Regions from separate parts of the Homo sapiens genome. Here region 1 is linked to region 2. Evidence: chromatin loops called from intact Hi-C (ENCODE). Cell type or tissue: PC-3. All regions are shown on one strand.

Region 1 (2,500 bases), 240 kb before region 2:
AATGGAAAATTAGTGTTTATTTAAGATTTAATGACAATGTTAATGCCACTGTCAATCTGGATTCTTTATCTAGAAAGGCAAATCTGATTTACATTAACCTGAACACCTTAATATCTAATTAAAATCTCAGCCTTATGGCTAAGTTCTTAGACATTTATTCTGTTTAACTCAGCAACAAAATATTATTAGTCACTTTCTTTTGAGAAAGGTGAGTCTAGTTTATCGGTACTATTAGGGCATTTTATAATCTGCAACCTAATTAGCCTTAACAAAATATTTTGTACTCAGCATGACTCAAATATTTTACCCAATAACTTACTGAAAAATAATTCTGCCATTGCATTTCCACTCTAATATACTGCAGTGATTTTCTGTTTGCACATATTTGTCCATGTCATATGTTTGCTTGAAAGAATGTAAAACAAAGAATGCATATAGATTATTAAAGAAATCCTCCCAAATTTGTTCACATATATTAGATCCTAAAACTAAATAGGTTAGTTTTTTTCTGAATTGAAATAGATTAACAGAACATATTAACTGAAATAACTGTCATATTATTTATAATTCTTATCAGACACATGCAATTGAGCCTATGACCGAGCATGAAGACTCTATAAAGGACATCGCTCAAGTACACAATATGATTTTCTTTAATTTTGATCTGAAAGACTGTTAATAGAAAGACTGAAATTCTGTCAAACAAATTGATTACATTTCTACTGGATTTGGGAAATATGTAGCATCTGTGATAAAGTACTTAATCATCACTTATTGTCTTTAGTGTGCAATTTATTATATCCATATTTTTATACCCCTCAAAGTATTTGCAAAATTAATAGAACTTTCTTAAGAATACAGTGACTGTCCTCAAAATCCACTTAATAAATTGGTAGCCTCGAATTTATATTTCATCTACTCTTCCAAAATAATTATTGTATTGTTGGTTTTAAATCTAACATCTCACTATTTCTTTTCTATTTTATCATATGCTTTTCTGGTGCATATTTTTTTCTGCTTTATGTTGATTTTTATGATCCTATTTTTTTCTTTATTAAGTTTTAGGTGTAACTTTTTATTTTGGTAGTTACTTCATAGTTCATAATATGCAGCTTTAACTTACCACAGTCTACCTTCAAATGATATTACATCACTCAGACTGATTTGTGAGTACAGAGAGACTGGGCAGGGACGTAGATGATGAATCAGAAGCACCTGACTCATTTAAAATGCTCACTAATCTTAGTAAAATAAACCCATACAGAAAATTCTTTTATTTTAAGGTGAGTAAACATGCACACACATGGCCCTGCAAGGTCATTCTGTCAATCAGCCTTAATCCAACCCATGAGATATCAGTTTACCAGTTTATGATCATTGCCATAGAAGAGTTTTTTTATTTTAGATTCTAAGTTTAAACTGAAGATTCAATGGATGTGGAACTAGTTTTATTTTTGAGCGAGAAAATAACTCAATTAAATGTACTGTGTCTCAAAATATGCAGTATACACACCACCATGAAAACGAGACAACAGTAAATAAATTATGACATCTAGAAAATTAGGTAAGACTGTGTTCAATAATGAGGCAAAACAGGATGTGAATGTCACTTACGCTATCAGAGAGAAATGTGGGGTTTCATCCACTAAATGTGAGGTTGAATGTATAGAACGTTATTTCAAATATGTCTTGATTTGTATCTAAATTTATATCCTATAAAATCATGCAGAATATGAGGAGTCATTATCTAATTTTCAGTAGGAAAAATGTGAATCAGTACTAATACTAAAAACTAATAATTTACTCAATGCCAGGCAATGTTTCTTGTGTTTTATGTTTTTAGAAAACAATTATGAGATAATTGTGAAGAAAACAATTCTTCACTTTTCAAGAAAGAAAACCAAAATAATGAGAAACTAAGTAAGTGGCCCACCCAACGTCGTATAGTTAAGAAATGACTAAGTTGTAGACCTTGTAGACCTTAACATGGTTTGTTTGTTTGTTTGTTTGTTTGTTTGTTTTGAGATGGCATCTCACTCTGTTGCCCAGGCTGGAGTGCAGTGGCAGGATCTCGGCTCACTGCAAGCTCTGCCTCCTGGGTTCACACCATTCTCCTGCCTCAGCCTCCCAAGTAGCTGGGACTACAGGTGTCCACCACCACTCTCAGGTAATTTTTTTGTGTTTTTAGTAGAGACAGGGTTTCACCATATTATCCAGGATGGTCTCGATCTCCTGACCTCGTGATCCGCCTGCCTCGGCCTCCCAAAGTGCTGGGATTACAGACGTGAGCCACCACGCCCGGCCGACCTTAGCATGTTTTTAAGTAAAATGTATTATTTTTCATGTGTAATATTTGCTCTGTCTCTCATGTATACATAAAATTATAAATATAATCATGAAGAGAATTATAATAGCCAACTTTCTCTATATTTCAGAGATATTGGTTTGGCATTGCTTTCGGCAGATATTTCAACATTAGCCTCTGGAGTGGAGTTGGGGA
Region 2 (2,500 bases):
CTATTTCTTACTGCTCCGTGTCCTGGGGCAGCCAGGTCAGCTCTCTGAGCCCTATGGTCTCCATGGCTGAGTGAGAATGCCCGCCTCCACTCAGAACCAGCCAGTGTGGTGCCAGCAACCTATCTAACACAAGCAAAGAGGATTTCTTAATGAAAACATTTTGTCTTGCACAAAACAATACTCAATTTAAGAAACAGCAAATGCAGAAAAGGAAAAAGAGGATTAGAAAACTATAGAAAGAGCTCAGTGCATGGCAAGAGTTTAATAAATATTAGTTCTTCCCATTTAGTTTTGCTTTCCAACCCAACAAGCGTGCTTCGAAAGACAGAGAAGAAAGAGGGATTATGGCAAAAGCAGTGATAAGAGTTTCTTGCATCTTCACAGATCAAGCATCTTGGTCTGCAACCAGGTTTTTCTGAACAAAGGGTTAGGAGCCAAAGTTTGGGGTGGTGAAAGCCATGGGGCCCATGTTAGGATGAGGACAAGTGTGCATATGGGTGGCAGGTGGTTTTGCCCAGAATGAACTGGAGGGTGATGATCCTGGATCTGGCAGTGAAGCGGCAGTGTCTGCTCAGCAGGAGCGGGAGGTGTGGAGCCACTTCGTCACACTCTCAGCTGCACGGCTTTGGGCCACAGCCTGTAGACACTGGTGGAATCTGCTTAGAGCTTTGAGGAGAGAATTCCCAGAGCCAAGCTATGGATGGTACTAGGAAGTGAGCGACCAAGAACAGCTGCTCTTCACCTCCACAGGCAGGGTGGGGCAGGGTGGGAGGTGAGCTTTGCCAAAAGCCAGGCTGAAGGTGATGCAATGCCTGCACCATGGCCAGGAGCAGAACCACACGTTCTTTTTGGTTTCTGTATAACTCTTGCCAAATTTACAATAAACCCTGCAAATCTGCTGGAGCCTCTCTCTTTCTTTCCCAACCTTTGCAATGACCTGTCTTGAAACTCCTTGCCTGATTCCCCGCTTCTTGTTTTTCCCTGTTCCTCCTGCTCCCTTTTTCTTTTCAGCTTTCTCTCCAATCATGTTCCTCTCTATTCTTTTTCTTTTTGCTAACCTGCATGGTGAATATTTGCTATTTTCCTGCTCAGCAGAACCTGCTCTCCCCACTCTCAGCCCATGAGTGGGTGGGCGGGGCTTTAGCACCTGGTGATGTCACTTGAGAACCTAGTTGGCTGAGCCCAGACTTATTAGGTGGTCAAGTCAATAAATGCCCATTATCATGTTTAAGCTGCTTGTGGTTGGGTTTTCCTGCTTGGCACCAAGAGGCCTGAGTCATTTCCATCCTCGGGACCAGCCCATGCCCCATCTCCAGCTTACACCTCACCTCATTCCCACCCCTAAACTGCAGTCAGGCCGAGGTGCTGACAGGCTGCCCCCATGCCATGCCACTGCTGTTCCTCAGTAGGTCCCTGCCTTCCTGGCACTTCTTGGTATCATGGTTTTCTGAGCCACAGTGCTGTTCTAATTGTGAGGCAGTGGTATCTGCCTGGCTTCCTCCCCAGCCCCACCCCCAGCCCCTGCTGTGGGGACTCTGCCTGAGCTCTGAGGGCAGGCGGGGCACCCTGCTCCTTGCACAAGCACTATTCCCACCTCTCTTCTTCGTTGCTGTCCGGCTTCCCCTTGCTTTTATCCCCTCCCCTTCTCCTGCTTCCCATTGGTCAACTCTTCTCCCAGGGCCTCCCAGGGCCTAGGTCTGAGCAGTGGAGACCTCCACGAGGAGGCAGAGGGCAACCAGGCAGGCTCCATCCAGAAGCAAACAGGCCTGGACAAGATGCAGATTCTCCCAGGCTCTGCAGGGCCTGGCAGGGAAACTGCTGCACCTGAGCTGCCTTCAGGGGAGTCCTCAGAATAAGGGGAGCTATTAACAGGCAGATCAGTGTTTTATGAAGACAGTTATGATCTTGTCACTGTCCTCAAGGAGCTTCAGGTCCAGGAAGGAAAAACGAGCCACCTGGGAAGCAGAACTGTGTGATCACCTGGCGAGCAGGGAGGAGCCCACCCAGACACCACAAAGACAGGGAGCACTGGGAGGGAGAAGCGGGGCCAGGCTGGGGAGGCCTGCAGAATGGGGCGGGGCTTCCGGTTTCAATGCTTACTCGCTGAGTGGCCTTGGACAAGTTACTTCATCTGCCTGAGCCTTACTTTCCTCGTCTGTAACATGAAAATGCCAAATATACCAGCACCTGGATTGCCACGAGGATGAGGTGATTACATTGCGTATGGTCCTGAAACAGTGGTGTCCCTCTCCCCACCCCACCTTTACCCAACCTCTGGTCTTCAAATCGACCTTGTAAGGCAGGTATTTTTATGTTTGCTTTGCAGATGAGAAAACCAAAGCTCTGTATAATGACACATCCGGGAAATGTGAGGACAGGGTTCAAATCCAGGTGTGTCTGGGTCAAACCTGAGCATTCCCTCCAGCCCTGCTGTCCCCTCTCTGCATCTGATCTTGGCTGGGGTCAGTGTCTGGCAAGCACACTGTCTGGCTGGCTCAGG

What was found. A loop is a pair of places that touch in the nucleus more often than their neighbours do. Peaks named below come from ENCODE experiments on the same cell type or tissue, not always from the same donor. Only the 100,000 strongest peaks of a DNase experiment are listed, where the experiment ranks them.
Region 1: it touches region 2 in a loop (4-fold over the local background); 1 of 110 quality-filtered maps calls a loop at or near these places.

Annotation. Positions count from the first base shown.
Region 1 is chr18:14,738,044-14,740,543 of GRCh38, forward strand. The region is part of intron 1 of LOC105372007 (a long non-coding RNA gene); the gene reads right to left. Among named protein-coding and RNA genes, the nearest start is that of ANKRD30B, 8.9 kb to the right of the region's middle. In PC-3, no CTCF peak of the experiment used is centred here; a DNase peak (open chromatin) is centred at 1,218.
Region 2 is chr18:14,973,552-14,976,051 of GRCh38, forward strand. LINC01443 (long intergenic non-protein coding RNA 1443) reads left to right here. Exons shown (of 4, transcript NR_104164.1): 4 at 1-205. Among named protein-coding and RNA genes, the nearest start is that of LINC01444, 4.3 kb to the left of the region's middle. In PC-3, no CTCF peak of the experiment used is centred here; a DNase peak (open chromatin) is centred at 1,230; H3K27ac peaks cover 2,500 bases.